2 separate regions of the Homo sapiens genome follow, and region 1 is linked to region 2. The links are chromatin loops, found by intact Hi-C in ENCODE. Cell type or tissue: endothelial cell of umbilical vein. All regions are shown on one strand. Links, peaks and the distances in the headings refer to the core of each region. The heading gives the core; the rest is flanking DNA. Region 1 overlaps CLNK (cytokine dependent hematopoietic cell linker). Region 2 has its middle 63 kb from the start of WDR1.

Region 1 (12,505 bases), core at 2,671-10,670, 350 kb after region 2:
TTTTGTATTTAAGCTGTTTGGGACTTAAACACCAGACAGTCCCCAAAGCACAATGAAGCTACATGTCCTAGTACCCACAGGCCAAGAAATGAGAATAAAATTACTGAAGGTGCCAAATGGGACCAGAGAAGAAAGTAAAGGAGCAGAAAGGCATAGGGTATGGTGATCATGCCCCGATATACAGGGCCTGGCAATAGCAATGAGAGTGAATGTTCGTTGGGCTCTTGCAACATGCCTGACTCTGCCCTAAGTTTCTCATGTAATACAGTGAGGTCGCCCAAGTCACATGGTTCACTGCTGAAAAAGTCAGGCAGCCTGGCTTCAGTGGATCCTGCTTAACCACTATTCTGTTCCACCACAAACATAGTACATTCCCAGTAAATAATTATTGAATCAATTAAAGGGAGCTTTTTAGCAGGCACCAGGGATAGTCAGGATTTATGGGCTGCATTTTTAGACTCAAGTCCTTATGGGCAACACTGGCTACTGAACAGTGCTTGGGCTTTGAGGTTGGGCTTGGCTTCAGTGGTAAAGGGCTCGGTCTTTCCCAGCTTCATGTTTTTCATCTGAAGAATGGAGGCAAATTATCTCCTGGATTCATTAAGCTTTAAGCTGGGGTTCCATGGAGGAATAGGAGTGTTCCAATAGGGAGAGGGTGGAGAGGAGCAAATACGGGGGGAGGGGCTACAGGCAGGAGAGTGGTGTGTGCCAGTGCCATGCATTAAGTGGCATTGTGGTTGCTGGCAGGCATCTGACGAGGCTGCAGTGCCGAGAGTGAGAGGAAAGTGGCTTGAACTGAGGTCAGAGCCACTGGCCGGAGTGAGATCATGAGGGCCTTACAGCACTAATACTGGAGGCCCTGGATTTTGTTTTAGGGCAGTCACTACTAATTTAGTGACTTTGGTCAATAAATATCCTGACTGAGCCTTGGCTTCTTTTCTTTATAGAGTGTCACTCTGTCGCCCAGGCTGGAGTGCAGTGGCGCCATCTTGGCTCACTGCTAGCTCTGCCTCCCGGGTTCACGCCATTCTCCTGCCTCAGCCTCCCGAGTAGCTGGGACTACAGGCACCCGCCACCACACTCGGCTAATTTTTTTGTATTTTTAGTAGAGACGGGGTTTCACTGTTTTGGCCAGGATGGTCTCGATCTCCTGACCTCATGATCCACCTGCCTCGGCCTCCCAAAGTGCTGGGATTACAGGCGTGAGCCACCGCGCCCGGCCAAGCCTTGGCTTCTTTAACTCTTCAGTTGGATTGACAGTTGTCACAATAAGCGGAGCAGGCAGGTATCTAATCTGATGATGGCATTTTCAACAACACTTGGTCTTCTAGCCATAAATTGCTGTTCAGAAGTAACTAAAGCTTTGGTGTGGTCATCAACCCTGAATAGTTTGAAACAACAAACTTTTCCTCCCAGGTTGATTAGCATCTTTTCCCGTTAATCCTATCTGGTTAATATTTAATCCTTAAAATTTCCCAAACTTCTTTAACACTCAATCAATCATTTATAAATTTCCAAAAGAACAACATTATTAACATCAATAACAGCTGTGATTCACAAGTTTCTCTTGAGCCTCATTATTGGGCTTCAGAAACAAAGACTTTCGTTTCTCAGAAAGTCTTTGTGATCATTTATCTGAGACAGCACATGGCCTGACCCCTCAGCCTCAGACCTGAGAAAGGATTCCTGGCTCCTTACCTGCTAATGGCAAGTGGAATCTCTTGAGTATTTTGGTTTTCTAACAGATGAGTTGATTCAGGCTTCCTCTGGTTATGAGGAACTATATAAAACAGTGACATAATTTGGTCAGGTTGCAAAAGAAAAATAATTGAGAACCATTAGAAGCCCACTGGAACTACTATAATTTCCTCCAAGTAATCTCTGATTATTAGAAGGGGGCTCTTGATGGTCGGTGGAAACTATAACTCATGTATTCTACGGCTCTTCTGGCTCCTCAGAATGACTTTTGCTCTGAGGTTATAAAAATCACTTTTAATATTTACAAGCTAGAACACATCATTGAACCTCCCAAAAATACAGAATATTACATTGGAAGGTATTTAGGGATTATTCTGGACCCGTGATTTTAAAAGATTTTTAGCTTCCTCCTCATTCATTCATTCATTTATATCATTCGACAAACATTTACTGAATAGCTACTATGGGACAAGTACTCTGCCAGAGTCTGGGAATACAGTGGAGAAAAAGACAGACATGGTTCGTACATTCTAATGAAAGGAAACAGAAAATAAGCATGCAAGTAAGTCGATAAGAACATTTCTATTAGGCAGTACCGATGATATAAAGGAAATAAAGTACTACTTTGGGATACAGAGTGACTATACGTATGGCTAAAAAAGACCTTTCTGAGAGATGGCATTTGAGCTGAGATCTTAAGAAGAAGAAAGTTAAACAAAAGGACTGTTCTGGCAGATGGAGGAGATTGGGGTGCACAGCTCGTCATGGCGCTTGTATTCTCACGCCCTCTTGTGACAGGGCAGGTGAGCTCCTAGGGTTCTCACGTAGACCAGCAGTCCCTAGCTAGGTTCCGACCAGGGATACAGTTTCTCAATTTTTTCCCCCCTCGATCATCAAGTTTTTAAAAGTTCTGCCAACCATACAATCTGGAGTTATTTAGTAATTACATATGCAATTTATGTTCCTGCTTTTTATTTTCTTTTCATCACAGATAGATTTAACTAGCCATCCAGAATTGCCAAGGGCACATCATAATACTATGATATAAAATCTCATAAAACACTCTCCCAGCTGTGACCGTAAGTAATAAAGCTAAGGGTGCATACAGGCACCAACATGTTTTAATTGTGCTTGTTGCTCTGTACTCTGCCCAAGGTTCATCACAAACTGGATACCTTTGATCGAAGGACCGTGATTACTTGAAATGTGAGTCAGTGACTGGTCCATGAATCATGCATCCCATAAAATCATTTCATGTCATCAATAGCGACCCAGAGTATCTGCCCCTCTTGAGCTGAACAATGCCACATTGTTGTGTTAATAATCATTGTTGTGTTGCCTGATGAAACAGTACCTGAACATTTTAGTTAGGAGGTTGAGCTGTATTGTCGGAAAGGGCATGGTTTCAGTTAGGTTTTTGAATTATTTAGGCCTGCCAACAACTCCTACTCCTCCATCAGGGACCCATGGGGAATCCATAAACCCAAGTTAGGCCTCACTTCAAGTTTAGCTTTGTCAATATGCAGAGAAGAGCAGACCTGAGCCTCACAAATGAAATACAACTTGACCAAAACCACTCAGTGATTTGGTGGCAGGCCTCTGAAATCCTAACCTAATGTTGCTCTGTTGAACGATGCTGTCTTTTGTGAACTCTTTGGGCTGTGATGCAGGCCCTTTGGCTCTGGACATAATTCATCATTCTAGAAGAATGGAGAACAGTATTTCACAGGTGAATATGAAAGTACTACCTGCTTAGCATCCTGCCATTTAGGATATGAGTGACTGTTGGATTGCATGCTTGCATAATGACACCAACACTTTAGAGGTATGGGCACGTGTGTACATGTATGTGTGTGTGTGCATGAAAGAGCCACGTGTGTGTGCATGGGTGACATCAGAGGCAGAGATCCCAAGAGCTTTTTTGGAGCAGGGGACTAGTTATGTCTTTCCAAAGTGGCAGAGGGTGACAGTGTAATGCCTTTTGGACAGTAGCATATGGCTAAAGAAAGACATCTGGCCTATCCTGGATTTAAATCACCCTGTTTAGACTAGAGGACTCTGAGGTCCTGGGGATGTATGTGTGTGCATCAGGATCACGTCATCGTTCACACACATACATCCCCATCCCAGGCTTCCAAACAATCAATCCTTTTTAATAACCATGAGCACTGTAGATCTAGAAAGAGAACCTAGTCTATTAGTATTAGGGTAAGAAAACAAATGTAAACAATTCACCTTTTTCTGCTTCAAGGACCTGTATTGAATTAAAAAAAATAAAATTTACTGACTCTTGATGACAGAGAATTTAATATAACACCATGTGTGTTTTTAGAGCATTTGGTTGGCAGACTTTTGGTAAAACTTTTGTTAGCATAGTTCGTAGTTTTAAAAAAATCTACAAATAATTCTTCATAAAACTAAACAAAAATCAAAATTTTGTAATCAATGTGCGAAGGAACAGACAAGTCCACAGTCGGCTGATGGGACTATCAATTGCTTTTACGCTTTTAGAAAGGAATTTACCATAATTATCAAAAACCTTAGAAATACTCTTATTCTTATCTCAATAATTCCATTGATGAGACTCCTTTTCTAAGATACAACCTGAAATCTGAGCCAAGTTCTATGCACAAAGATGTTCATTGCATCATTACTTTTACAGAGTTAAATCACTGGAAACAATCTATGTGCCCAGATAACTGAAAATTAATTTTGGTGCTATACTCACTTATTGGAATATTATAAAGACATTGTAAGTATTTATGTAGAGAATGAAATAAGATTATACTGTAAGTAGGCACCCATGTTACATTAAAAGTTTGGAATAAAAACTGGACCCATGATATATTTTTATGCAATTATATTTTATATCCATGTATATTTGTGTGTATGCAGAAAAAATGATTTGAAGTGATATGATAAACTATTAAAGGTTGTACTTAAGCAATAAGGCTACGGTTAATTTTTTCTTTATACTTGCTCTGAAATTTCTATTTTTAAAAATAAGCATGGAAATATTCACATTATCCTTTTTAAATGTAGCCATTTATCTTCCCAAACATTTTCTTTCTCTTTCTTCCTTATGGTGGTAGAATTCTTGATCATCCTTCATTATGGAAATGTTCATGCTTATTGGGCTTGTATCTTTGGGCCCTATTCTACTCTACCCTTGAAGAAGCAAAAAGCATTACAGTAGATACAGTGTTTGCTGTAGTATTTATTTAACTGCAAATAATTTTATGAAGTCCATTTATATATTGCATCAGTTGAAGAAGACCTCAGGTATCATTTAGATAAGAACTGCTTTAACCAGGGGGATGAAAGAGATCATTGAATGGCCTGATGGGGTCCATGAACCTTCTGCAATGAAAAGCTAAATTTTTTTCTCTATAAGTATGTGCATATATTTTTTCTTTTTCTGGGGAGATAAAGGTTTATTATACCTTTCATCAAATTTTCAAAGTAGTGTGAGGTCCATTAAATGTTAAAAACAGTTGGTTTACAGATGAGGTCCCAAAGGGTCATGCCATTCTCCTAGATTCCTGCAGTCATCTGAAGGCTAAACTAACCCTGAGCCCAGCTCTCCTGACTCATAGTTGCTTCATAGATAAGAAACTTTTGGCAACAAATTGCTTAGAGAGGCATTGTATGCCTCCCTCTGAAGCTAGCCAACAGAGAAGGCTTTTTGTTTCAAAGACTTTGGCATTCCCTAGGATTCTGGAAAGAGGACATACATTTCATTATGGACAGAAAATCAAAGAAAATCTATAGGCTAAGTAAAAAGAGTAATGAATCCATTCTAGTGGGTGGTTTGAAAGTATCCCTACTGAGTCTCCCCCAGGACTTTGAACCTGGCTGTTCAAAGTGCTCAATCGGATGCAGTGATTGCTCTCAGGCTTGTCAAAGGGGAGAGGAAGAGGAGATGAGAACAGTGCAGAGAAGCCCTCTATCTGGGGGAGCAGTTGTTTTATTTAATTGAGACCAACCAACTTTTGGTTTGAGGGCTCTGAATTTAAAATCAAATGTAGTTAGAAAAGTAGCATGAAATTGCTCATTTTTCTTCTGTAACTTTTTTATTGTTAGAAAATAAACATAGTCAAGTTAAATAGTAGTATCTCTTTTATTACCTCTCTCCCTCTTTCTCCTTCCTTTTTTCTTTTCCTTTTTCCTCCCTCCTTCCCTTTTCCTTCCTCCCTTTCTTTCACCTTCTCTGCCCCCTCCTTTCATTCCTTCCTTCCGTATTCTTTTTAGTTATTTTAGTTCAGAGCTAATTCTGTATTTTTTTTAAGGCAGAGAGACACGGCGGTGGGGAAGACACCTAGACTTCGGGATTTCCAGGACTGGCCCTATCTCCTGCTGGGTGTGAGGACTCTGGCCAAGTTTGCCACCTCTCCGGGGTTTCATTTTTCTCTTAGGGCTTTGTGAGTACAAAATGAGACAATGAGTCTTTCCTTTCTGTGAAAACTATAAAATGCCATATGAATTTGAGCAGAGGGAGGTAGCACATAAAAGATTCTAGTCCACAAGACAGTGTTCAAGCAAGCACTGAGCGCAGGCACAAGCACAGCTTGCCCTGATGGGCTTTTGTTATGAAGAAATGGTCTTGAATCTCAGCCTAAACAAACAATGGGGAAGCGTCTTGGCAAAAGATAAGGAGCAAGAATGTGTTTTTGCACTAGACCTTCTTGTTCTTTAGATGATATCAACTTCTAGCAGAATGCCAACTAAAGTTGCAAAGAAAACAAACAGTTCTGCACATTTCCTGCCATCTAAGGCTGACCCCCCATCTCCCAATTCTTTTTTGCCTGTTTGTGATTGGAGGGCCTACTGTCCTCTCAGACTGACCAAAGGGTTATGATTTGCGGTCATCGTCATCGTGAGCAGCACCCAACTACTACTCGAGATACCCAGGCCTAGCTTACAGGAAGCAGGGGACGGAGTCCTGTATTCAGGCACCTTGGATGTGTGGGTTCCCCCAGCAGCTGAGCATCACCCCAGCCTGCTCCTTCCAGGTGACACTAAGGAAGTGCAACCCCTCCCAGAAGAGCATGAGCCTGGTGAAGTCCTCAGTGGAACCAGAACTGTTCTTCTCGTCAAGCAGTTATCTATGTTATCTTTCTTGGCACGATTGTCTTATGGATTAGGGAGATTAGGGGTAATAAATGTCTCGTTTGAGTGACAAGCTGGAAATGTGACTTTTTGATTTTAACATTCTCATAAAACCAACAAATGAAAAAGAAAGCAAGGAAAGACATTCACGTCTACTATATAGATAAGAGCATAGGTCAAACACAAAGACAAGAACAAAATTCCTTAGAGTCCAGTGGGAGTGAGGTGAGGCCACTTGTGTTGTTGGACAGTCTTCATCAGTCATGGTGACCCCACTATCCTCGTAGGGAACTTTGTCTTTGGGCACTGAAGGGAGTCAATACCCTTGGAAGGCTCTACTATAGGTTTATCTCACATGACTTTTATGCCATTTATTTAGCCTCCACTGATCACCTGGCCATTTGTGCACTACTTACTTTTGACTTTATCACATCAACTTTGCACAGAAATGTACCCATCCCTATTTTATTTTATTTTTATTTATTTAATTAATTTATTTATTTTGAGATGGAGCTTCGCTCTTGTTGCCCAAGCTGGAGTACAATGGCATGATCTTGGCTCACCGTAACCTCTGCCTCCTGGGTTCAAGCGATTCTCCTTCCTCAGCCTCCCGAGTAGCGTGGCTGGGATTACAGGCATGCGCCACCACACCTGGCTAATTTTGTATTTTTTGTAGAGATGGGGTTTCTTCATGTTGGTCAGGCTGATCTTGAACCCCTGACCTCAGGTGATCCGCCCACCTCGGCCTCCCAAAGTGCTGGGATTACAGGCGTGAGCCACTGCACCTGGCCCCCATCCCTATTTTATGGCTGAGGAAACAGAAACTGGGATGAGTAAGAGCATTTTCTGAAGTTCACAAAGCGAGTAGGTGGCACGGCAGGATTCCTACCCAGGTCTTGTGCAACTTTGGATCTCATATTCCTTCTACTTTGCATTCCTGTATTTCTTATGAAGGACAAATAGCAAAGTGCAATACCATTTCTAACACTTGATTTCTGTAATGCTGAAGGCTGGAAGCCATCAGTCGATACTGTATATCTTCCATGTGGAACTGGGCACGTTCTTCCTATAACAAATGAACCCTGAATGACCATGGTGGCCAAACAGGATCTTGGTTTAAAATCTGGAGCTAAGCTTGTTTTACTTTGGCTTTCTTATCTTTAAAATAGAGATACTAATGCATTTTGAGCATAGCTATTGTGAGAACTAAGTGTAAGTATCTGAAGCAAATAGAATCTTGCCTATTGCAGACATTTAATGCCTCAAAATTCCCTTCTTTGCTTCCAAGGATAAAATTGCTACTTACCTCACTTAAGTCCCTTAAGCTTATCTGACTGCAAGAAAAAGAAATACGGTGTTACATAAAACACAGTTCATAATGACCAAGATAAAATCATTCTGAGCCTTACAAACCTTTCATTACATTTTCATTGCCAAATTAACAGCCCATAGTCCAGTGAGATATTTATCACTCTTCCATAAAACTAAAGCCAGGTTATTTTTCTCATAATTTTCTAAGGAAAAGACAAAGTTAAGAGCCAAAATAAAAGGTGGTGATAGAAAGGACATGAATAAACGTGCATCTTATTTTGGGAGAAATTAAAAAATCATCATTTCTCCTGACATTTGATTTCCTACGTCAAGTTTCATTGGCACAGTCAGACCTATTATTAACTTGGTTTTAAAGCTCTTAGTTTTTCACTTTGAGGGAACATAAAGAGTTTTCAATATGAAGCTGTCAGGTGCAGTGGGGTCTCAGGAAAGCAAGTGTAAGAGAGAATGCTGATAAAGAACGAAGATCTGAGACAGGAGAAAAACATAAAATTGAATGGTAGAGAAAAAATCCAACATGGAATTGAATAATATGAATTTTGGAAAGGTCTCTGACTAAACTTCAAGCTTTTCATTTTATCAGCAAGTCAATTAACTTCTCTAAACCTCACTTTTTTTCATCTGCAAAATGGCAACAAGAGTGCTCATGAGTGTTAATGTGAGAATTGCTAGAAATAAAAAGTAACAAAGTTGGGGCCTGGTGCAGTGGCTCATGCCTGTGATCCCAGCACTTTGGGAGGCTGAGGCAGGCTGATCACTTGAGCTCAGGAGTTCCAGACCAGCCTGGCCAACATGGTGAAACCCTGTCTCTACTAAAAATACAAAGATTAGCCGGGTGTGATGACACATGCCTGTAGTCCCAGCTACTCGGGAGGCTGAGGCAGGAGAGTAGCTTGAGCCCAGGAGGTGGAGAGATTGCTGTGAGCTGAGATCATCCACTGCACTCCAGCCTGGGTGACAGAGCGTGACTCCATTTCAAAACAAACAAACAAACAAACAAAAAACAATGTTGGGCATTCAGTGTGCATCGTTGTCAGAATGTGGTCAAAGTTTGGTGAAGAAACTATGAAGGGAGTGGAGTGAGGGTATATGTTCCACTTCCCCAGTTCTGTCAGTGAAAACACTGGATCTGAAGAATATGGGAGTATTAAGTGTGCAACACTGATCACAGTTGAAGGCTATTGATCTAGAGTTTTAGGAGTCAGGCTATATCAGGATTCCAGAAACACACAGTACTCAGATGCTAGATCCCAGTGTCGGATCTGCAAGCAACAGGCAACTGTACCAAGGTTCCACGGTTTTAGCCTCTTACATCTTACCCCCTGCCTCCCGCTTTTAGTTGGAAACCTGAGAAGACAAAAGAGATCTGAATAGAGGTAATGAAGTAGAACAAACACCCAGAGTATTAATTATTTTGGGGTTAAAATGTGGCTAATCTCAGTATTTAATGTTTAAGAAGCCAGTGTATTAAAGATACTGAAAGATTGGCTGTAGGGCTTCAATTTAAAATGTAGATTTGAAGTTACAAGTGTCAAGATGTGTTTGTCTCCATTTTAAAGAGTTTGAAGTGTTTAAGATAAATTAAAATTTTCTATATTTATACATTTACTTTCTTGGATTTACAGAAATTGTTAAAGTTTTGCTGGCTAGCATTTAAACCTACCCTGTCAACATTAGAAGTACTTAAAAATCAAAGAAATTAAATTTATAAATATATTTCAAATATTTAAGGAGATTTAAATGAGTTTGTTAAACAGTTTTACTAAGATTCTTTAACCTATTTGACTTGAGTTGGTTGAACATTTGTTGAAGACTAAGCAGAGTGATTGTCTTTCTGTTTGGATAAAATCACCTGATTTATAAATAGAGCAGTGCACTTTATAGATGGAAATCTGAGGCTTCAGGAAAGCTCGGGTTTGGAATTTGCAGCTTTAATCAATGGAATTTTCACTGAGAACCCAAGTGATTGTAAGAAGGCATTTCTGTGTAGACCAGAGTTTCTTACTCTTTGAGAGCTTTGAACACATGTGTGTCCAAGTTCTGTCTGCTGAAGATGGCGAAAAAAACCATGGTCATTAATTTTTTTCACATTTTTTCCTATGCATAAGAGGTCCTCATTATAAATGTAAAGATATTACCTTTTACTATAAATATAGGTCTCTCCAGGAATGCCTTAGTTTTTGGCTTAGTTTTAAATGAATTGAATTTGATTCTTGCTCTGTCATCTGTGGGCTCTGTCACCCTGGATAAGTTAAATTCTCTCTCTGAAGCTTAGTTTTCCCACCTGTAAAACTGATAAATCTAGACAGTAGTGAAGAGAATTGCTGAAGATTCTAATGAAAGAATGTGACGTGAAAGCTATTTGGAGTGAAATAACACTCTACATTTGCAGAACATTTTAATGTTCACATTTGCTTTGAAATTAAACTTTTTATCCTGAGATAAAATTATGGATTTTTTATCCTTAGATAGAATTATGGATTCCCATGCAGTTGTAAGAAATAATACAGACAGTTCCTATGTGCCCTATACCCAGTTTCCCCCAATAGCAACAACTTGGAAAACAATAATAATGATGTTTATACTTTAAAATCAATACTTTCCATTCATAAATACAAATGTGTATATCTCTATAACCATACTTTCTCTTTTAAAAGACCACGGTTTCTCGATATCTATAAAGACTTTTTGTTTTCACTTCCCAAATCATCAGAGCATACATTTTTGCGACAGAGATTGTTTGAATTGATGTGATGCCAGCATTGCTGGTTGTAAAGAGAAAACTGGCTGGCCGTGTTGCTTCACACCTGTAAATCCAGCACTTTGAGAGGATAAGGCGGGCGGACTGCCTGAGGCCAGGAGTTTGAGACCAGCCTGGACAGGAGTGTTAGAGAGACCCCTGTCTCTACTTAAAAAAAAGAAAGAAAGAAAGAGAAAGAAAGAAAGAAAGAAAGAAAGAAAGAAAGAAAGAAAGAAAGAAAGAAAAAATGGAAAGCCATAGTTAGGCAAGTGGGTGTTTTGTTTCTTAAATATTGGGTGCTTCATTTAAATTATATTTTGGCTGAACCCTGCACCTTTGGCCATTGAGTGTACTGAAGCTTAAAGGACATATGGGACAATGAACCCTCGATTTCTTAATTTTTATCAGTAAATTGGAGATAGTAATTTTTTTACAGTGCTGTTGTGTGACTAAATGAATTAATACATATAAGATCCCAAACCGGGCCTGGTGTGTAGTTACGACTCAGAAAATGTTGTTGATTACTCTTGCTGTTACTCAGGATGATTTTATTTGGTGCATGGACCACGGTATTAAAATTACAATGGATTCGTAGTAGAAAAGTTATTCCCTTTTTAATTGTCTTTCAGATTATGTCAAAGAGAAAGGCTCAGTGCAGTGGTTAGTAGATATGAAACACTGTTCTAATATTTGCTTACCTTCCCTTTTATCAGAGGTAAAATTCCCCAGAGCTCAAAGTTTTGTTTTGAAGCTATCTGTATTGAAGTTATTTATAATAATTATATGTCTTTCTTTTAAGTAAATTTATTTAAGTTGAAAAAAATGAGCAGAGCAGAAAAAATAATTAAGTACATGGATATTGTAAAAATCATAATAATGGTACATAAGTGGCTGAGAATGTCCAACCAACATTCTCCAAACTTCGAAGTTCTCTTCTGGTTTTGAGTTGTCAATGAATGACTGGGGTGACGTTTTCCTTTACTGAAGTGCTTCAATTCAGTAATTGTTTCGTGAAACCAAGGCTTAGCTTTAAAAAAGAGAATAGCAGAGCTGGCAGAGACAAATGGGGCCTGAAACACAATAGCTGGAACCACAAAGACCATCCAGGGTGAGCACAGCCCACTGCAAAAGGCTGCAGCTGTCTAACTGCCTACCATTGATACAGTTGATTGCCAGATGTAAATCATGGCTTCTGCCTTAGGGAAGGCAACTCATCTCACTCACAGTGCCTTACCAACAGCTGGCAGAGACGGAGCAGGCACTCTCCTGCATGGTTCGGCTGCAGAAGCTCTGATTGCCAATGTTCCTTCTGTTTTCAGAGCAATATCCTTCTGTGGTTGATTACATGGGACTTGGGCATCACTAATGATGATATTACCACCCATGTGGGCCCTGCTAAAAATGAATTTGAAAGCACATCTCTCTTTCAGAGGCAAAGCCATGTCATTTATCGTGGTATCCCCAGTGTCTCCTATGGGGCTGTGCAGGTTTTTGCCCCATCAATAGTCAAATGTCAACCCTGTGACTTTAAGTTACCTAACTTCTCTGAAGCGTGGTGACCTTAGGTGCCCAGTGAGTATGGAAGTACTATTTATTGGGCACATGTGCCATCCACTGGGCTTGGTA
Region 2 (12,505 bases), core at 3,102-11,101:
ACTGCCTACCTTTTCCCAGACCTCTACATTCAGAGTTCCTTGGTCCAGAAACCAGGGGCAATATTTCTCTACCACACTAAAAAGCTGCATAAGTCATCTGGTGCTACCCTTCACTCCTCCTTTTGAGATGCCAAAGCAGACTCAAGCCTCATGTCTGCTCACCCCTTGTCCCATTGTTATCCTGATGCTTCTGAGCTCCCCTTCTTACCCACAGGGATTGCTTAAAGAGTACTCGGGTGTGCTCCAGTGTAGTTCCACGTACTCCAGCCGTTGCTCCAGTGACCTTTCGACTGGAATTCGAGCCCCCCCATTGGGCACTGCTTGCCAAGACCAGCTCGGTTGTGGAGACCCTAAACCAATGGTGCTAGAGGAATTCGACTCAGGAATTAGGGTATAAAGTGGAAATCGGGGGGCTGACAGCCTTGAGAGCTAAGAGCCATGAACAGAGACTGGCCCACACATTTGACAAAGTCAGTGATAAGCATAGTTTTTATAGATAAGCTAAAAGCATTCCTTAGGGGAAACAAAGCATTCTTAGCAAGGAGCAAAGAAACAGGTGCTGGCTTGATCATCTGCAGCAAAAGCATATTAAGGCACAGGCAGCTCCTGCTATTGTTAGTGGTTTGACCAGTTTTCCCTCTCTGGGCAGGCCAGGTTTTCCTAGCCCCCTGCTCCAGTAAACCTCTAGCAGTGTGTGTGATAGCCATCATGATCGTGTCATGTTGCTGCAGAAATCCTGTTTGTGGTGTTTCTTTAAGGCCTGTTTGACAGGGTTAGGGCTTGCTACCAGCACCAGACAGCACAGGGGCCAGTGTGAGATTAGTATGGCTGGGTGAGAAGTCCTGCCAAGGTGCTGGCAGATCTGGGCTGTTGCCAGATGGACTTGAGAGCTCTATTCTGGGAGTAGATTTTTGGCAGGCTTTTTCCAGACTCGAGAGGGCCCTCAGCTGATATATGGTCTCAGTAATGGATCAGGCTCTACCATGTACCATGAAAGTGTCTTATGACCAATTTAGATCTCAACTTCATAGAAAGCTGTCACAATGAACTGAATGTTATGCATAGTCCAGGAGAGGGATTTTTTTCTTGGTCATAAAATGGTTTGTTAGGGAATCATGACTCTTCCCTTGTTATCTAAGTCCTTCAACTTCATACCTGTTACCCGTCTTTGCCTATGACTTAAACTGAAGTGTAGTAAAGTTATGTGCTTTTTGTGGGAGAAGTCCTAGGCCTCTCGCTTAGTGGTGTCCAGGTAGCTACTTAACCCCAAAGAACAATCTATACAATAAGACCTAGACTGGAAACACAAAGTTCTCTGTGAATCTCGTCTGAGATGGGTAATGTGGTGTGAGACCTTATGGCTGACAGGTGTCATAGCCACAGCTGGTTAGTGTCAGTTACTATAGACCCAGAGGTGCGTCTGTGCTTGTGAAATACTTGGAGGGAATTAGTATGTTATTGGCTTCTTTGGTTCCCTTATGCCTTTATGTCATGTCCCTTAATGGAAGAATTTGTACAGCTTTTCCTGTATTAAAAATAAAGAACTGGTATCATAACCTCTCCACACTTAAGGCCCTTCAGGGACTAAGACTTAGGCCTGACCTCAGCTCAGTGGCTGAGCTCATGGATCCCAGCCATGTTGAGCTGCAGAGCTAATCATACAATGCTAGAAGCACACTTGAAGGTGATGCGCCATCACCAGGTGGCTGGGTCCCAAGAGTCATCTTTTGCTGAGAAGCATGTGATGGGAACCTCTGGGCTCTGGGGTGTCTTCTGGGGCAAGCAAGCATTGGGGCAGGAGGTACAATAGTGCCTGAGCTACCCTTTGTACCTTCCTCTGCTCTGAGGATCCTAGACAACTTTGATCCATGTCAATGTCTTACTCGGCTTTTCAGACAACTGTGACCTTGGATTGCCCACTTGGCTATCTGTTATAAGTAAAACTTCCAGTTTGTTCTTTCACTCAATGTTTTGAAATCATTCATAAACTTCTCGGCTGTCATAAGGCCTCAGGAATCATTGGTATGAAGAATCTGGTTAGAGGGTATCGGAAGATACAATGACATAGCCATCAGAATGGAACCTTTAAGTCTGAATTCTTGGCCCTTAGAGCTTGGGCTATAATGTAGCCAGAGATCCATCTCATCCAAAACCAGACTGAAACACACGTTTCCGTATACCACTGTGTCTGAGTGATGCACGTAGGATCGTTTTCTGCTGGGATACGCACTGAACTGACAGCCTTGGTGAACATGAGGGAGATGGATGGACCCCAGTCTCTGCACCTAGTAGACCTTTGGTAGTTTACCCTGTTTCATGAAATGTGTGGCTCAAGTCTAGTTCTTTCACTGCGCACTGACACTGCCAGAAAAGGCCTTGGAACTTTCTGCAGTGGTTGTGTTGTTCATACTGCCTTGTGTGCAGGGGAGACTTAAGATAGAGGAAGGCTGCTCCCCTGACTAAAATGAGGTGCATTCTCAGAGGGGGCACCTGAATTTCCACTGGATGTGGGAAGCATTCCTCACCCAAGTCATACTACTTTAGATCCTGGATCTGAGTCATCCAGGACCCAACACTTGAGGTCTGGCCCCAGTGGAAAGTGATGGGAAGGTTGGTCCTCCAATCACAGCTTGCAAGATGTCCCTATGTGATCACTGTACCAGTGTCCATAGTAGGAGATGTTAACACCCAAACTCATTGTTGCTTATAAAGGTCTGTATATAGACACTAAGGTAAATGCGTAGCAAAAGGGCCAGGTGTTAGGGAACAGGTAGAAGGTGGACCAGTTCTCAGCTCCAGAAAACAAGCTTCAACAGTCATAGTGAGGCATCTGCATGCTTCAACCTGAATCTGAAATACTTAACACACTACCTATGCTCCCAGAATCCTCCAAAGTCCTCAAATTACATGTATATCTGATATCCACCTATCAACTAGATCAGAAACTTTTAATTGGATGCTCCTGTGTAATTTTTCATTGGGGGCTGTCCTGTGCACTGTAGGACTTTAAGCAGCACAATTTACCTTTTCTGCTAGGTGCCCATAGCAATTCCCTTCAACCCCTGAAGGGCTGTGATCAACATCTAGACACTTCTCCCTGGAAAGCAGAATTGACCACTTGAATACCTAACTAGGTTTCAAGAAACCATCAGCTGTCTTGGGGGTAGTTCTCTCATGGCACCTTCATGTGTGGAGTACTAGATGCCTGTGTGTTTTCTCCATGATCTTTGAAAGGTTGGAGAACAGACAATCTGAAGCTGAGCAATGCCTTCACAGAGGTGAACTCTCCCAGAAAAAATCCCTTCAAGGTAGCCCCTAGGGCCTGGGATTTAATTGTTCTCCTTTCCACGTTGAAGAATCCTCTTCACCACCGAGTCTTGGGATGCAATTGGCAGGTCCATACCCTTATGTCTTCACTGTGCGTGTCTTGGCATGGGCTTCTTACTGCTCAAGAGTCTGAATTGGACCATTCCCATAGGCCCCTCCACATATGAGTGTTCCAGATCTCTTCTATGTAATCATCTTCCGGGGTCTGACCAGTCAGTCCATTTTCCAATATATGGGACCAATTATCCTCAAATCCCTTATCCCGTAAGAGATGATCAAGTTTATTGATTGAACTTCTGCCAAATGAGAGGATTTTTTCCCCAATGACGACTTAGGGTGCCCTCAGAGAAGCTTTAGTGTCACAACAGTTTATACTCGGCTATCACATATTGAGTCAATCATCCATAAACCAGAACTTTACCCTTTGCCAGTTGGTCATAGAGATCTCCCCTTGAGGCTACAGGTATGAGCTGACAGATGCAGGTACTACAGAGCTTGAGGATGATGGGAGTCTGAGCCACCTAGTTTTGTGATTTAAATGTAGTTCTATGTTTATTTCCCTCACAACCTTGTTGTGCCCATGGAGCTTCTGCCTCTATGGGTCTCACAACACCCAGATCAGGCTAGGAAGTTCTAAAAGTTACTAGCTGTCTCATGGCCAAGAGCTCAGTCTCCAAGGCTCAGTAACATGGTTGAAGCTGACCTGAAGGGTAATCAGCCTTCTACTGGCAGACTTAGGCTAGAATCTTAATGGTCTGTAGTATTTTTACTAAAGTATCCCCCAGATGCCTCCCATGACCACCTCCTACCATGGATCTAATATGAGAGGCAAGGCAACATTTTAGAAGGCCAAGATTAGCTGCAGGGCCCTCATCTGATGAGGCCTCTTCAAAACTTATACCTGTTGGAGCCCACTAAAAATGGCTTACAGTAGTTAAGTGTGATACGCTGTATCAAATTCACAAACTCCTATTTTGAAAGTACACTGTTTATGGTAGGAGATAATCCAAGGAACTGTCCTTGAATTTGAAAGTTGGAAGTGATGTCCCTGCATGCCCTAGATACTTAAGCATTGTGGATAGACCCCTGAGTCTTGGTAGGCTTTCCCCTCCCTCTGGCACTTGGGTATGCTCCAGAGCACTGGCTGCTTCCTGATGGGTCTGACTTATGCCAATAATAAAGTGGCCCAGCGAGATCTCCTGTGAGATGCCAGCAAAACCAAGACTTCAGCCTATGACATTAGGACAGACCAGTAGAGTTAATACCGCCTGAGGACAAGACAATGTGTATTCCTGGCCTTACCATGAATAAGCCAAACTGAACTTGGAACCTCAATGAGGAGGATTTGAAAGAATGGATTTTCCAGAATGGCGGTAAGCCTCCACTCAATGTCAGAAGTGGTGGTTACTAGCAAAGATACCATAATGTTGCATGATGGCTATGCTAAATCAAATATATGGTAGTTCACTGTCATGTGACATGGAACTCCAAAAGATGAAAACCACAAGAATCTAGTCAAATGCAGAATGACATCCTTTCCATATGTGGCAGACAAGTGAACAGGTGCTGAAAAGGTTCCCTGTTGAGTTACCTTGAACCAGTGGTCAAAGTGAGGTTTTCTGTGCTGGAAAACCTTCGTAGCCTCGTGTCCAATTCAAAACACTTGTGTTTTGAGGATGAAACTAGGACCATTCTAACTTTTCAGAAAACATGGGCCCTTGAAGCAGCAGTTTCCATACTTTGGGGACAGATTCTTTATTGGCGTAGGTACATTACTGACCTAAAAATCCAGATTTCTCTAGGAGAACTGGGGTCCTAGTCCAGGATGCTGGCTACATGGACGGGCAAGGAGTGACCACTAGCTTGTCCTTAACCATTGCCCAGGCATGGGAGATCCCAGCAGCAACCATGCCGGGAGTGTCTGCAATGGCAGCTGGACTCTTGTTGGGCTTCTGATGCCTCATGAACTATGCCACATCCATCCACCTTCACTTGTGAGAATTGTCTTCCCAGAAGTAGGTCTTTCTGCCAGTTTGCATGTTTATTGCTAGAATGTACAAGGTTAAGCCAGTGAGGGAGGGGGAAAAGGTAGAGGCTGGGAGGGAAAACTCACCAGTTTAGGTTGTGAGCCACCTCCACTCAAGGTGTACCCAATTCTTTAGTGTTGGAAATACATTTAGCTTCTGGTGGCAAAACTCACTGGATTTCTCCTTAACTTCTATGCTCTTCGTTGTCTGACACTTGCACTGCCCCAATATGATCTGTAGGAATATTTGAGTATCCAAAAAGATCTTTAAGGTATCAAGTCACCTACTCTCACATGTACAGAAGATGTGCCAGATGCCAGTCTTCAATTCTTGTTTAAATTGGTCTTTCGGAACTCTAAAGTCAACTGCCACTGAAGTCATTGACTAAAGCTTCATTCACACATCTGTCCTTCCTCAGACTGGCAGATAAGATGGAGATGAACTTCACAAAGACCTTACTGGGAGGATTGTATGATGCTTGGGAGATTCAGAATGCAGACAGCATGTCCTCCTAATCAAGAAGCAGCCCTCACCGTTTTCAGAGCTGACAGACTACTGAGGCTCTCTGAAAAGCAGTTTAGTTTGCCATAAAGAGCCAGTCAATTTAATCCCTGGATGGTGTGAATTGCTCTGGGTGGCAGGAATGCTTTCCTGAACCTTTCTGATAAGGTCCTTGTGTTTTCTGACTATTCTCTAATCTGTAACTTTGGAAATGTGGATGGTGTCAATGTTTACAAAGGGGTGAGGCTGTATTCAAAACTTGCTGTCTCCTTAGTTGACCAGATCTTCATTGCTTAATACCTGAAAGGGATCCCGATACTAGAAGAAAGCATGGAAGGACTTTTTATGGGGGCTTGTGAATTGCCCTCTTAGGGGAAGACAGGAACCTCTCTGCCAGTCTCATTAAACCCTAATCACAGATCCTGGGTAGGCTGAGCTAGATGAAGAAACAGGACCTGTGGTATTTGGGGCAGGTGTTCATCGTATTCCTGCCAGCAGAGATGTGCTCTTGACATAAGTCAGTCACATGTCCTTGAGTCCTAGTCAGCACTGGGGAGCCAGTGTAGGGTGGATATAGATATGCAAGTGGTCTTACGTGGGTCCTGGCTGATCTAGAGTGGGGACTGAAATGTAGGGTCTACCTGCAGAATTGGATCCTTCATAGGCTTTTGGTAGAACCAGAGAGGGAAGAGAGGACAGCCTTTGGTGAACCTGTCAATGGGGAAGACTGAGTAACTGAGAACTGTTGATAGTTACTTGGTTATATGTAGTCTATGACCAAAAGAAACATCCGAGGCTTTATGATCTTCAAATAGTTTGAATACTTGGCCACACCACAGTGATAGGGCTTTTTTTTTTTTTTTTTTTTGGTCATAGAATGACTTAAACAGAATCATGATGCTTTGAATTCTCTACATATTTCATCTTTTTCTATACTTGAGTGATCTTGGCCCTATGGCTTAAACCTAAGAATCCTTGTTTGGTTCCCTTTTCAGGGAAAAGGTCTAGGCCTCCTGTTCACTGGTGTCCTGGTGGCAACCTGAAACAATGTTAAGGGATGTAGACTGGGGAACAGACCCCCATCAACCTTGTTGCAGGGACTGTGATAATGCACCGTGAGCCCTGTGGTTGGAATATACTGTTGCTGTGGTCAGTTATGGTTTCTGGGTACCCAGGGGGTAATTTTGGGCTTATACACCACTGACAGGGAATTGACACACTTGTGGTTTTTTTCCTTATCTCTTATGCCTTGTCCCTTGATACAGGAAGAAGTCATAGAAATTCCTCTTAAAGAATTGGCACTAATTTCTCAGCATGCAGAGATCCTTCAGGGACCAAGGTTCTCATGGTTGTCTGCTTCGTGATTGAAATGGATGTAGAACCCAGCTGTTTTGAGAGCCACTCATGATGGTAGCAGTGCCCATACCGCTAACACTCCACTCCCAGCTGGCTGGATATCAAGTCTTTCAGCTTCCTCTGACAGTGGACGTGTGTGATGGAAGCCTCTGGGCTCCAGAGTGTCTGCTGGAGTAATCACTGGGGCAGTCAGAACAATAGTCCCTGAGCTCCTCTTATCTTCCTCTGCTCATGTTGAGGTCTCTAGATGACTTCACTTCCTGTCAATGTCCTTCCCTTCTTAAACCACCATGAGTTTGCATATTCCACTTCTATCTACCAAGAACACTCTAGTTCATGACTGTCACTCAAGGAGGCTTTCAAATTAAGATTCACAAGTTTGCTGGCTCTGAAGTTTAGAGGCAATCTTTAGCTTGAAGAATCCCACCTGAAGGTTTAGGGAGATATAAGGACAGACATAAATGTAAATAACGGCAAGTAGATAGGAGTGTCTAGAACTTGGAGAGCTGAGATAATCTTGTAGAGGGTGCACTTCATTCCAACTGAATTCAAGACTACATCCTCTATATGCATCACAGGAACTGAGTCACACAAAAGAGTGCAGTTATGGAATTTGTGCTGTGGAAGCTGATGCCCTGGAGAATGAGAAATGGACCTCAGCTTGGCACTGACATGGAGAGAGATGTCTGTCACTTGATCTTTTTGTTGCCTAAAACTTGTGACTCAAACCATCTGTGTGGATGCACAATGCCAGGAAAGGTCTAGGTAATTCAGTAGCTGTGTATCTCACTGGCTTTAGAGTGTATTTAAGATAGGCTTCTCCCTTACTCATGATTCTCACCTTCAAAGAGCAACTCAGTTTGCATGACGAGGTAGTCAGAGTTGATTCGATCCCTGCGTGGTATGAACTGCTCCAGGCAGGAATGCTTTCCTGAACTCTTCTGATGAGGTCCTTGTGTTGCATCACTGTTCTCTAACCTGTATGAAAGTGTGCATATGTGGATATTTTTCCTAAATGAGCTCCTGGGGCTTCTGAATGTCCTGGCTCTTTCCCTGTCACTGAGGGACATCCTTTTCACCATTATGTCCTGGGACTTGCACCACAGCCATCGTGTCCTCATGCAGTACAGCCCAGTGTGGGTCTGAATGGCCTTCATGACTTCACATAGGCTACATGTGGCCCAATAGCATCCTATCTGGGCAGAGGCTGAGAGAACCTGCCCTCATGCTGCTTGTGGGTGAGTCCTTGGAGGACCGATTGCTGGCTCCTTTGCTGTGACCCCTGCACTGCTGACAGCTGTCCCAGCGTGTATTTGACTTCAACATGTCAAACTGACTATACGTTAGTTCCACTTACTAACATAGCACTTTCTGTTAAGACTTTACATTTCTAGAGCCTTCTAGGAAACGTGCTTAACCATACTACATAGCTTAGTTGATAGACATTTATCATGACTAAATTAACACTGACATTTGTAGAATTCCTAATCTTTAAAGAATTCCTGGTCTTATTTTAGGTCCAGGAGTCCATGTGCGGGACATGTTGTAGGTAAGCTGTGTTGTGGGATTGGTATACAGATAATTGTCACCTGGGTAATACATGTAATATCAATGGGTATTTCTTATCCTCCACCCTCAAGTAGGCCTCAGTGTATGTTGTTCCCCTCCCAGTATCTGTGGTCATCTTGTTTGGCCTCCCATGTAAAAAGAACATATGTATTTGTTTTTTCACTTCTGTGTTAGCACATCTAGAGGAATGGTTTCCAGCTCCATATTGCTGCAAAGGACATGACCTCATTCCTTTCTATGGCTTCATAGTATTCCACGGTGTATATGTACCACATTGTCTCTATCCAGTCTACCATCTGTGGGCATTTAGGTCGATTCTGTGTTTTTGATATTGAAAATAATGCTGGAATGAATAGACACATGCCTGTCTTCATGGCAGAACTGATACAGGACAGGTAAGGCCCAGAATTGGGGCTTAGCCCAGAAGGGGTTTTTGGCTTCATCCAGGAAAGAATTCAAGGGTGAGCCAATGGTATTAGACAGCTACTGTTATGGAGGTGGCAGGATAGGATACAGCAGTGGCAGAGGGTATAGCTCCTGGTGGAGCAGGGCTTATCCCATAGGCAGTGAGCCCAGAGTAGCAGCTCACAGGCACTTCTGTACTCATACCCCCTTTTACTATATGCAAATCAAGGGGTGGATTACACAGAATTTCCAGGAAAAAGGGTGGTAACTTCTAGGTGGTGAGGCTGTTGCCACGGAAGCGGGTGCTAACTTCTGGGCATTGCCTTGGCAACAGTAAACTGACATGGCACACTCGGGGTGTCTTATGGAAAGTTGCTTCTGCTAGCCCTGTCCCTATCTTCAAATTGGTCCAGTGTCTGAGCACCATCACCTGCCTCAGAATGATTTTATATTTCTTTGACATATACTTAAATGGGATTGCTGGGTTGAAGGGTAATTAAGTTCTTTGAGGAATTGCCACACTACTTTCCACAATAAAGTAATTGACACTCCTACCAGCAGTGGATAAGAGTTCCCTTTACTCACAATCTCAACTAGTATCTTACTTTGACTTAGCAGCCATTTTGACTTGACTGGTATAAGATGACATCTCATTGTGACATTCTGACCACAAACCAATGGCCACGGGAAACAACACTGAGACCATGAAGACATCCTGCTTTTCAATAAACTTACCTTTAAGAATTCTTCCCCCAACCTAGTAAGTCTATATCATGATTACAAGCCTTCCAACTCCCTCTGGTGTATTATTTTTTTTTCTCTGGAGGGTGGAAAAATCCCTACTTGTAATTAAAACAATGTTGCAACCTCACTAAACACAGAACAAATAAAAATCAGTTGCAAGAGTGACAGGGCTAGAAATCTAGGAAGTACACAAATCAAACTCAGTTGGATACATCAAATATGAGCAGCTTTGTCATGCCTAAATGAAGTAATTTTAAAAAACAATTCATACTACCAATTAAAATGGACCATGCAAAAGAAAATCATGCTTGCACATGATGAAAACGTTTATATACACACAAGCTACGTATTTGAGAAGCAATCTTAAACACTGAACAGCAGAAATGCACAAGAATATGTGGAAATAGTATGGGTTTTTTTATCCTGAGTCAAACCACAAAGGTTTCAGGTTAGAAATTTTGAAGTGTCTTGAATATTAACCATCGTGTGTTTTGGGTGGGGAGGGAAAGACTTAATAGCTTCTTTATGCCTTGTAAATTTCAAATTGTGATGTATTTTAACTGGAATGGCACAATTCCCACAGTCAGCAGTTTGCCCGTGCTGGTCAGAATATTATTGCTTCATTCCATTCCTTCACAATGCTCAGCTGAGGGAAGGTACCCCCTTAAAAGCCGTTTGTACTTTATAAGTCATTTGTACTTCAGAAGGGGATGTAATTTGAGTGACTTTCCCTGCCTGAATTAATAGGAACTTGAAGTATTTCCATTTTCAAACACCAGTCTGTGTCTCAAACCATAAAGCACACTGGTGGGTTGCAGATGTTAGCCTAAGACCTTCAGCAGTGCCTGTTGCATGGCCTCGTCAGCAGGTCCGTGGTCAGTGGCACCGCAGAATTGACAGCCTTTCTGCCATTAAGTACTGCAGATGGGCCCCTTTTCCTGGGGCTGTGCTCCTGCCGGAGGCTTTCCATTAAGACATCATTCCTTGTACGTTTAGGGCAAGATATACTGTCTTTAAGGTATAGGTGTGGAATACAGGGAACAAGAAGAGTACACTGTTACCTTCCTGTTTCCTGGAACCCAGGCTTGTGCAGCATGAAACTGGAGGTGAACAACCACCTGTGTCTGCAGGGAGACGTCTCCTGTGCACTACACACCCTCTAACACCGTAGGCCTCCTGTGGAGATTCTGCTGTTTCTGGTGTCCAGGTCCTGGCTGATTGTGTCCCAGAAGGCCAGCAAAGCCTCTAGGGCAGAAGTTGTCATGAAAACTGTATGAACCCCCTCAAGGAGAGCAGCAGAATGGTCCAGGGCTGGCAACACCACCTTGAGGAAGAGCCACTTTAGAGAATCCTTTGACCCTTTGCAGGGACATTTCCACCTCATCCATCTCAGACTTCCATAATGACTTCGAGATTCTGGTCTCTTCTGTCCTAGGAACATCCTTTCACCTTTCAGTAGTGAAGACAATCAGGTGTTTATGCATCTAACTTCTGACCTATATCTAGCTCTAAATCTTCATGCTGGGCTCAATGTCCCAGTAAAGCAAGTTAACGGTGGCAATCTTAAGGATGATAGAATTGCTATCTTCCAGGATTTCGGGCTGTCTTTGGCTTCTGCCCTCTTCGGACAGCATTCTGTCACTTGTGACAGATTCTTCATTGGGTCCCCTTTGCTGATTTTTTTGGTAAGGCAATTGTGCTAGGATTAGAAGCCTGCTGTCCTTCAGTTTCTGACATTTGTTTGAATTTTGTATTCCTGTATTCTCCCCTTGATGTGTCTGTTCTGTTCCTTGCTCCTTGCTTTCTCCATACTCAGAAATGAAACTTGAACACCTTTTCCAACTCACCGTGCTGGTAGGTGTATCTGTAGGCATTCTCTTCAAACCTCCAGGTATTGTGTACCACGCAGATGTTACAGCATAAGATAGACCGTAAAAGCCAACCTGTATCTGTCCCAGAAGTCATTGCTAAAGCAGGAAGGCCCACATGGAAAAGATGATGGCAATCCTGGATGAGTGTTTTAGTCTTTTCCAGAGATCTGCCATTAGCTGTGGGTCGATCGTGTCCTATGATGTGCTATAGTGTCCCAGATAGCAGAGAGGCTAGTGTGAGGTGGGTGTGACTGAGTGTGAGTTTCCAGCCCAGGGTGCTGGCAGATCAGGAGTGATGGTGGATGGGCTCAAGAGCCCTATTCATGGGAGTGGACTCTTAGCAGGCTTTCTGCAGAGCCCAAGATAAGAGATGGCCCTGAGCTGACCTCTGGTCTCTCAGTGATGTGTCATACTGTGCCTAATGAATCACTGGATATAAATGTCCCCATGACCCAAATGGATCTTGACATCTTCATGAAAAATTGTTCCAATGAAGTTTGAATACTAAGCTCAACCCAGGAGAAGGATTTGTTCTTGGATGTAAAATGGTTTATAGGGAGTCCTGACTATTCTTGTTCTGTGTCCTTAAATCCTTCAGTCTTCAACTCTTGATACCTGTTAATCATCTCTGCCTATGCTATAAACATAGGCATGCTCAAGTTAAGTGCCTCTATTGGGGAAAAGTCTTAGGGTTCAAACTTGGTG

Evidence for each region. Peaks named below come from ENCODE experiments on the same cell type or tissue, not always from the same donor. Only the 100,000 strongest peaks of a DNase experiment are listed, where the experiment ranks them.
Region 1: a loop joins it to region 2, with 7 times the contacts of the local background. A loop is called at or near these places in 3 of 110 quality-filtered maps.

Annotation. Positions count from the first base shown.
Region 1 is chr4:10,524,143-10,536,647 of GRCh38, forward strand. It overlaps CLNK (cytokine dependent hematopoietic cell linker), which reads right to left. Exons shown (of 19, transcript NM_052964.4): 12 at 8,114-8,141; 13 at 3,934-3,952; 14 at 1,699-1,780. It overlaps LOC105374482 (a long non-coding RNA gene), which reads left to right. Exons shown (of 3, transcript XR_925387.4): 3 at 5,988-6,043. Among named protein-coding and RNA genes, the nearest start is that of ZNF518B, 73 kb to the left of the region's middle. In endothelial cell of umbilical vein, for the core only: no CTCF peak of the experiment used is centred there; DNase peaks (open chromatin) are centred at 5,329 and 6,369; H3K27ac peaks cover 2,341 bases.
Region 2 is chr4:10,173,805-10,186,309 of GRCh38, forward strand. No RefSeq gene overlaps it. Among named protein-coding and RNA genes, the nearest start is that of WDR1, 63 kb to the left of the region's middle. In endothelial cell of umbilical vein, for the core only: no CTCF peak of the experiment used is centred there; DNase peaks (open chromatin) are centred at 7,467 and 7,567; H3K27ac peaks cover 2,343 bases.